Regions from separate parts of the Mus musculus genome. Here region 1 is linked to region 2. A link is a loop called in an ENCODE intact Hi-C map of the cell type or tissue named here. Cell type or tissue: heart. All regions are shown on one strand. Each heading gives the region's core, and the rest is flanking DNA. Links, peaks and the distances in the headings are about the cores only. Region 1 holds the start of P4htm (prolyl 4-hydroxylase, transmembrane (endoplasmic reticulum)). Region 2 overlaps Arih2 (ariadne RBR E3 ubiquitin protein ligase 2).

Evidence for each region. Hi-C counts contacts between places; a loop is a spot of excess contacts. Peaks named below come from ENCODE experiments on the same cell type or tissue, not always from the same donor. Only the 100,000 strongest peaks of a DNase experiment are listed, where the experiment ranks them.
Region 1: a loop joins it to region 2, with 1.9 times the contacts of the local background. A loop is called at or near these places in 4 of 42 quality-filtered maps.

What each region holds. Positions count from the first base shown.
Region 1 is chr9:108,594,864-108,599,255 of GRCm38, reverse strand. P4htm (prolyl 4-hydroxylase, transmembrane (endoplasmic reticulum)) reads left to right here and starts at 1,644. Exons shown (of 9, transcript NM_028944.4): 1 at 1,644-2,048; 2 at 2,276-2,357. The coding sequence starts at 1,692. In heart, for the core only: a CTCF peak has its summit at 1,598; a DNase peak (open chromatin) is centred at 1,655; H3K4me3 peaks cover 2,126 bases; H3K27ac peaks cover 2,084 bases.
Region 2 is chr9:108,642,837-108,647,228 of GRCm38, reverse strand. Arih2 (ariadne RBR E3 ubiquitin protein ligase 2) reads left to right here. Exons shown (of 16, transcript NM_011790.5): 2 at 2,235-2,296; 3 at 2,861-3,203. The coding sequence starts at 2,952. Among named protein-coding and RNA genes, the nearest start is that of Arih2, 4.4 kb to the left of the region's middle. In heart, for the core only: a CTCF peak has its summit at 1,776 (motif pointing right); no DNase peak of the experiment used is centred there.

The sequences.
Region 1 (4,392 bases), core at 71-4,070, 48 kb after region 2:
AACAAGACTCCCTCTTCTGGAGTGTCTGAAGACAGCTACAGAAGAAAGAAAGGAAGAAAAGAAAGAAAGAAGAGAAAGAAAGCAAGCATGAATTTACTGGGAATCAGATATAAAATTAATAATACATTGTGAAAAATTACTGTTTTAAAAAAAAATGCCTTGGCCGCTGCTTTATAATCTGAGTTTTATTTTCTTCAGAGGTGTCCTGATTAGGGGAAAGCCTTCCACCCTCCCTCTTCCCATCCAGGAGCTAAGGCAAGCGTCACAAACAGCACCTGCTTCATTTTGAGGGACACTGGGTGGAGCCCAACCTGGGCACCCTGGGCAGCCTCTCACCAAAGTCTGACTTGCAGGATTCCCTCAGTGGTCCAGTCTGACTGCCGAAGGACCTTCAAGAATATCTTGAATATCTTGGTGCATACCTAGTAACTCCAGCATTTTAAAATATATATATTCAGACACTCCAGAAGAGGGTATCAGATCTCATTACTGATGGTTGTGAGCCACCATGTGGTTGCTGGGATTTGAACTCAGGACCTTCGGAAGAGCAATCAGTACTCTTAACCACTGAGCCATCTCTCCAGCCCTAACTTCAGCATCTGAGAGGTGGAGGCAGGAGAATAAATTTATCCTCTGCTCCTTTCAAGTTTGATGAGCAAGCCTGAACTATATGAGACCCTGTCTGGGTTGGTTTTTGTTTTGGGGTGTTTTTTTTGTTTTTTTGTTTTTGGTTTTTTTTTTGGTTTGGTTTGGTTTTTTGTTTGTGTGTATTGTTTAAAAACAATTTAATAATAAGCCGGGTGTAGTGGTGCATGCCTTTAATCCCAGCACTCGGGAGGCAAGAGGCAGGGGGATTTCTGAGTTTGAGGCCAGCCTGGTCTACAAAGTGAGTTCCAGGACAGCCAGGGCTACATAGGGAAACCTTGTCTCGAAAAAACAAAACAAAACAAAACAAACAAACAAACAAAAAACAACAAGAAAAAAATTTTAATAAAAGCAAAAACGGAAGCTGGAGAGAGGCTCTTTAGCTAAGATCCATCTTGGAGAACACACCGGTTCTAGTCCCAGCACCAACATAGAGACTTAAAAACGTCTGTAAGTCTCTCCAGCTCCAACGCCCCTTCTGTCCTCATATACAGACATGCATGGAGTGCACATACCCATAAACAAACCACCCCATAGACATAAAATGTTTTAGTTAAATAAATCGAACTCGTGGGAACTGCTCTATAATCTCATCATCCAGTGTGCAGTCATTGGCCTCAGCATCCCACTATGTCGTATGTCCCATTTCTATCACTCTCTGACTCCCTTCTCCCAAGAGTGAGAAAATGCCCACTACACTTTCTGGGGCCGGGGGGGGGGGGGGGGGGCGTCTTCTCCCGGGAACCAAGAAACTACTAGTTGCAATGGTGTCTGTCCTAACGGTGCTCCGCTGATGTGCCTCCATGTTTGTGGATGGCCTTCTGCACTGGAGTATATACAGCTCCATAAACGACCAGCCGGGTGTGAGCGAGGTCCCAGGATCTCAGTATGGACCGATGGGTGCGGCTCCGTGTAGGCACAGCATCCCGGAGCACCGTCTCCTAGTGACCGCCGGGCGCGCTGACTCTGCCGTCCGGGTCCCAGCGACTGCGCAACGCGAGCACCCCCGCGGCCCCTCCCCTGGGCGCGCGCGCGACCTGGGCGCCATGGCGGCAGCGGTGGCGACCGTGCAGCGGCCTGAGGCTGAGACAGTCGAGGAGGCCTCAAATCTTCAGTGGCCGCTACCACCGGAGCATCGCCCTTCCGGGGCAGCGACCAGACCAGGCGATAGTGAAGACGCCCCGGTGCGGCCACTGTGCAAGCCGCGGGGCATCTGTTCCCGTGCCTACTTCTTGGTGCTGATGGTGTTCGTGCACCTGTACTTGGGCAACGTGCTGGCCCTGCTGCTCTTCGTGCACTACAGCAACGGAGACGAGAGCACAGACCCCGGACCCCAGCGCCGCGAGCAGAGCCCCCAGCCAGTGCCAACCTTGGGTCCCCTCACCCGGCTGGAGGGCATCAAGGTAAGAACATCCCCTCCTCTCCCGCCCCGAGCGGAGCTTCAAGCACTGCCAAGCCGAGCCAGAAGGAACCGTGGCTCAGCTCTGGGCCACCACGGTGCCCCACGCATCACTGTGTGCGGGTCACGCGCGCGCCTACTTACTTTGCTACTGTCGCTCCCTGACACGGGACTTTTTCTTGAGCAGTGCGGCCTGGCACACCAGCTGCCTGCTGTGTATTTTTCCTTTAGGTGGGATATGAGCGGAAAGTCCAGGTGGTCGCGGGCAGGGATCACTTCATCCGAACCCTCAGCCTCAAGCCGCTGCTTTTTGGTAAGTCTGCAGGACACTTCTGGGAAGGGCCGGGGAGGCTGCAGTGTCCACCCCAAGGCTTCTTTTGACCGTGTGTTTACTATTTTGAACATGGCTGCTTCGTAGATGCGCTCTCTGAATCCAGTTTACTAAAATAGAGCTTCCTTTTCCGTAACCGGACAGAGAGGTTCGTTTTCCACACTTCCCTCAGCGGACCCTTCCATCATAGGCTGGGCAGCACGACCCTGAGACAAATGTTCCAACTGTTTATTGAAGTTATCTTTGGGCAGTCTGTGCTACGAATCTATCACCTTCCAGATCAGGGCAGGGTGAGAGACTGATAACCAGGTGCCAGCTGACCCGGGGGCCTCTGGGGAGATCACATTCCCAAAGCTAATCCTGTGGTCTGATGAGAATCAGGCCGTCCATATTGGAATGAACTGACAACCCTCAAAGCCAGCGGCCCCCCCCCCCCCAGAGGGGCACCATTCAAAGGCCCAACTTCTTGCTTCCAGTATTCAAGATTCTTAGGACTCCTGTCTTTCACCCTTCATGGGCAGAGCCTATTAGGGTGACCCATTTTAGCCACATCACACACAGCTCCTGTTTTCTGAGTTCTTAGTAGATGATAGGCTTCAAACACCTAACCATGGTGTTGTGGAGACCCCCCCAAGTCCTCCAAAGACTATCAATGTCAACATGGGGAGGGCACTATGTCCACAGACCTTGCCTGGGTTAAATTTCTGCAACCCTAGCTGGGCAGTGGTGGCACCTGCCTTTAATCCCAGCACTTCGGAGGCAGAGGCGAGTAGATCTCTGAGTTCATGGCCAGCCTGATCTACAGAGCAAGTTTCAGGACAGCCAAGACTACACAGAGAAAAACCTGTATCAAAACAACAATGACAGCAAACAAACAAAACAAAACAAAAACAATCTATACATGGCCTTGGTGGTGTGAATCAGCAGACCCAGGGCTGCCTTTGGCTGCTAAGGAATGGAGTTTGTAGAGAGCATTAAGAGATCTCTGGATGGACCATGTAGAGACTGCCATATCCAGGGATCCACCCCATAATCAGCATCCAAACGCTGACACCATTGCATACACTAGCAAGATTTTATTGAAAGGACCCAGATGTAGCTGTCTCTTGTGAGACTATGCCGGGGCCTAGCAAACACAGAAGTGGATGCTCACAGTCAGCTAATGGATGGATCATAGGGTTCCCAATGGAGGAGCTAGAGAAAGTAGCCAAGGAGCTAAAGGGATCTGCAACCCTATAGGTGGAACAACATTATGAACTAACCAGTACCCCGGAGCTCTTGACTCTAGCTGCATATATATCAAAAGATGGCCTAGTCGGCCATCACTGGAAAGAGAGGCCCATTGGACTTGCAAACTTTATATGCCCCAGTACAGGGGAACACCAGGGCCAAAAAGGGGGAGTGGGTGGGCAGGGGAGTGGGGGTGGGTGGATATGGGGGACTTTTGGTATAGCATTGGAAATGTAAATGAGTTAAATACCTAATAAAAAATGGAAAAAAAAAAAAAAAGAGATCTCTGAGGAGATGGCTGAGCAGATAAAGGTGCTACAACACCTGACCCACATGGTAGAAAGCAAGGACCCAGTCCCACAAGTTGTCCTCTGCCCTGCTTACCAGGCTCCCACACTGCCCCGATTCTGGAAGGCGACAGATTAGTAGCAGATACTGGCCAAAGATAACCTCAGCAAGTGCTCTTCACCACGGAGCCAACTCTCCGGTCTCTTCTCATTTTTTAAAGAGATGGCCTTTATTCGTTTGTGCGTGTAATCTTCTCTTTGGCTCCGTGGTGAAGAACACTTGTTATTCGTTACATAGAATCTGGGTTCCATTCCCAACATCCACATGGATCAACACCTCCTCAAGCACCAGGCACACACGTGGTACACACGTGGTACACACGTGGTACACGGACACACATGTAGGCAAAACAGTAGTACACATAAAATAATAAATTTAAAAAAAAAAGTCTTTAAAAATGTAAAACAAGAAGAGGTCTGTGCAAAGCCAAATGCATGCT
Region 2 (4,392 bases), core at 135-4,134:
ATCAATCCCAGCTTCATTTGTAAGCCTCTGTTTGAGACAGCATCTCACCATGCAACTCATTGAATTTACCAGTCTGGAATTAAAGGTGTAGATTTGCACCACCTCACCTGGCCATTGTAAGCCCATTCCCCCCCTCTTACCCCCCCCCTTTTTTTTTCCTTTCCCCCTCCGTAGCCCTGGCTGTCCTGGAACTAGCTCTGTAGATCAGGGTGGCTTCAAACTCAGACCCACCTGCTTTTGCCTCCCTGGTGCACTACAATGTCTGGCTATTCCATTATTTGGGAAATAATTTTCCATGCTATTTGTTCAGACTTTGATCTTTAATTTTGTATTTTCCTATCTATAATCAAAGTATTCTTTGGTAGTTATAAGCTCTGGTTGCCCAAGAAATCCTAAAGAAACGCAATAGACATGAAAAAATTAATATTTTACAAGTCTTGGATAGTAGGATCCATGTGTCTAGAAAAACCAGGTGGCCTTTGTAATATGAGGTGACTGGGTATGGTAGCATGTTTACCACTCTAGAGTCAGTGGGACCTGATAAATGAGAGAGACAAAAGTTTCATTAAATAACCAACTTTATTCAGAGCATTTATACTCTGAATAATTTATACTCTGAGGGTTAAGAGAAACCATATGAGTAAGATCACAAGGACCAGCCAAATGTGGATAGTTTACACATTTAATTGAGTAACAACAAACAGTATGAGGAAACTGTTAAGCTACACTTGCGAGAACAGGAGAATACATTCCAAGAACAGTTCTGTGAAGAAACTGAGGTCGTACGAATCTATGCCTTTAATCCCAGCACTTGGGAGGCAGAGGCAGGCAGATTTCTGAGTTCGAGGCCAGCCTGGTCTACAGAGTGAGCTCTAGGACAGCCAGGGCTACACAGAGAAACCCTGTCTCGAAAATCGAAAAACAAACAAACAAAGAATCTATTTTCTAAGAGTTTTCTTGCAAGCACTCAGAATTTCCACTCAGTTCCGTTCGTGAACCGAGTTTCAGGAGTAGCTTATGTTGATGGTCACAGAGTAAAGATGGAGATAGATATTACTATTGCCTAATTGGGTGCATTTTTATTGTAAAGCTGAGACATCTTGATGACCTTGATCCTCCTTCCACCTCACAGCTTTTAGGATTACAAGCGTGTGCCATCATATAAACCTAGGCACTGAAGTGTGTACTTCCAGTTTTCCTATGCAACTGTGGGAGGTGGAGACAGGAGACTCTGGCAGGTCTTTGGGCCAACTAGCCTGGTTTATACATTGGTAATACAAACCCTACCTCAAATAAGGTGAGTTTCAGGCTAGCTAGTCAACTTAATAAGACTTTGTCCCAAAAAGTAACACAGGGTTCTGCATGTGGTGCATATTTTTAATCCCTGCACTCAAGAGGCAGAGACAGTCTGATTTCTGTGAGTTCAAGGCCAGCTTGGACACAGTTCCAGGTCGTCCATAGCTACTTAGAGAGTATGGATCTGGGTTGGGGGGTAGAGGGCTTGAGGAAGTAAAGTGCTTACCTAGTTAGCTGGATTCAGTCCTCCCACTGCTAGGTAAGTAATGCTAGTTTGCAAACTGGGTATAGTGACACATACCTATAGATCTAGGATACGTATCTAGATCCTATCACACACACACACAAAAGTGGGCTTATGGGACAGCACAGCAGAAAAAAAGCACTTGCTGCCAACCTTGAAGACCTTTATTATTTACTTATTTGTTTATTTTAGATTTGTTTACTTTATCTATATTGAGTATATTGTAGCTGTCTTCAGACATACCAGAAGAGGGCATCAGAACCCATTACAGATGGGTGTGAGCTACCATGTAGTTGTTGAGAATTGAACTCAGGACTTCTGGAAAAGCAGTCAGTACTCTTAACTGCTGAGCCATCTCTCCAGCCTGAAGACCTTCTTTAAATACCTGGAGCTCAAATAGTTGGAGAGAACAACCTCACACCAACTGTTCTTTGACTTCCACTCAAGGTTGCCTCTACCCACATCCACCTAAAACGTATAAATGAAAGAAACAAAATAGCTGGGCATGGCAGCACATGTTTGTTAACCTCACACTTGAGAAGCCGAGGCAGGTGGTTCTCTGAGTTCAAGGTCAGCTTGGTTGGTAGAGTTGCAAGACAAGTCATTATGTGGTGAGACCCTTTCTTAAACAAAAACAATAAACTTGAGAAAGGGTATCAGTTCTAAAAATATAAATTGTCTCTTTTCGTTTCAGATGGAAATCCTATGACAGACAGTTTGGGTGATATCTGCAGGAAAGATCTTTAAACATTACAGGTGATTTAAACATTTCCTTAACTTTGTATTAGGCTTGGAGGCAATGTACCTTTACCTGTCTCTTGGTGGAAGGATTTCCCTTGATAAACATAGTCAAGGGAGGGGGAAGGGTTCTAAAAGAAACTAGAATTGAGATAGGAAGCTGGGCTGGGTGGTGTGTAGCTTTAATTTTTTAAAAAAGATTTATTTATTTTATATATAAGTACACTGTAGCTGTCTTCAGACACACCAGAAGAGGGCATTGGATCCCATTACAGATGATTGTGAGCCACCATGTGGTTGCTGGGAATTGAACTCAGGACCTCTGGAAGAGCAGTCAGTGCTCTTAACTGCTGAGCTATCTCTCCAGCCCCTCATGTCTTTAATTTCAGGACTTAGAGGCAGATGCAGGAGAGTTCTAGGACAGCCAGAGTTACACTGAGAACTCTGTCTTGGTGCAGGGTGGGGGTGGGGGATTGAGATAGGCTGTCATGGGAGCAGGGCTAGGGCTTTGATATTTTGATTGTTGAATGATTTCCACTTTAATTGTTCATAGAGAGTAATACTTTTTTTCCTTTCTCTTAGAAGACAATACACGCTAATGCATTTGAGAAAACGATAAAAATTGGGGGTAGGGAAAAAAGCAACTGTTTCTGCAACTTTGCTGGATGTTAAGATGTCTGTGGACATGAACAGCCAAGGGTCAGATAGCAATGAAGAGGACTATGACCCAAACTGTGAGGAAGAGGAAGAAGAGGAAGAGGACCCTGGGGACATAGAGGACTACTATGTGGGAGTAGCCAGTGATGTGGAGCAGCAGGGGGCTGATGCTTTTGATCCTGAAGAGTATCAGTTCACTTGCTTGACCTATAAGGAGTCTGAGGGCGCCCTCCATGAACATATGACCAGCTTAGCCTCTGTCTTAAAGGTGAGTTGTTCTGCCAGTTCAAATGTAATCTCTCAGGTGAAACTGAAGGATGGTCTGTTGTTAATCAGTCACTCTCTTGTAGCTTGAAACCCAAACCTATGTATGTATGTATGTATGTATGTATGTATGTATGTATTTGGATATTTTGTCACATTTACTTGGTTTTTTGTTTTTTGGTTTTTTTTTTTTTTTTTTTTTTTTTTTTGGTTTTTTGAGACAGGGTTTTTCTGTGTAGCCCTGGCTGTCCTGGAACTCACTCTCGAACTCAGAAATCCGCCTGCCTCTGCCTCCCGAGTGCTCTGGGGTTAAAGGCGTGCGCCACCACGCCTGGCCACATTTACTTGTTTTAAAATATAAACATGTCCAGGGTAAAAGGAGGTATAGAATAAGTTTAAGATCAGAAGTATGTGGCAGAATAGCTCAGTTTCAGAAGTGTGGTCTGCTGTGATGAAATGATGTGTATCTGAACCACTGTAGTTCCTACAACTGTTTGATAGTACCCAGATGCCCTGTTTGCCGTGATCAGTGCCTTCCAGTTTCAGGTGTACTGGTGGTTCTCTGTTTCGAGAGTTCTCATAAAAACAGTTCTCAGAGCTTATAATTGGGGATATCCATATAAAAAGTTTAAAAAGTGGCTGTACTCAGTTATTCCAAAAGAGTGGTTGGGTGTTTTGTTTTGGTTACCACTTAGACCAGCATCCTTTTTGAATCTTACATCTCAGGTCGGTTATTGACGTTTGGATACCTAAGTGCTTTTAAATGCTTAGACATTTTTCCAGTATGCTTTCTTTGCAAGATGTTCACCAAAATGTGAAAATGAGGACATTTATCTTCTTTACTGTTTTGTTGACTTTGCTTCATGAATTACCTTTGAGTTTTGCTGGATTGCACTGAAGGTCAGTGGGGCTCAGTAGAAGCCCTGGCCTTGTACACAGCCTGACCACCTCAGGTCACTCTCTGGAGCACAGAGAAAGGTGGAAGGAGAGCTGTCCTCTAATTCTGAGTGTTTTGTGTTGCACATGCTCCTCTGCCCCAAATAATGCCAACTGAGAGTTAGAAGGAATGGTAGGCTAGGCATGATGATGCGTCTGCAATCCCAGCACTGGGGAGGTGCCAGAGGACAGATCAAAGTAAATTCAGGGTCCCAGGCTTACAGTGAGTTCAAAGCTGGCTGTTGCTATACAGGACT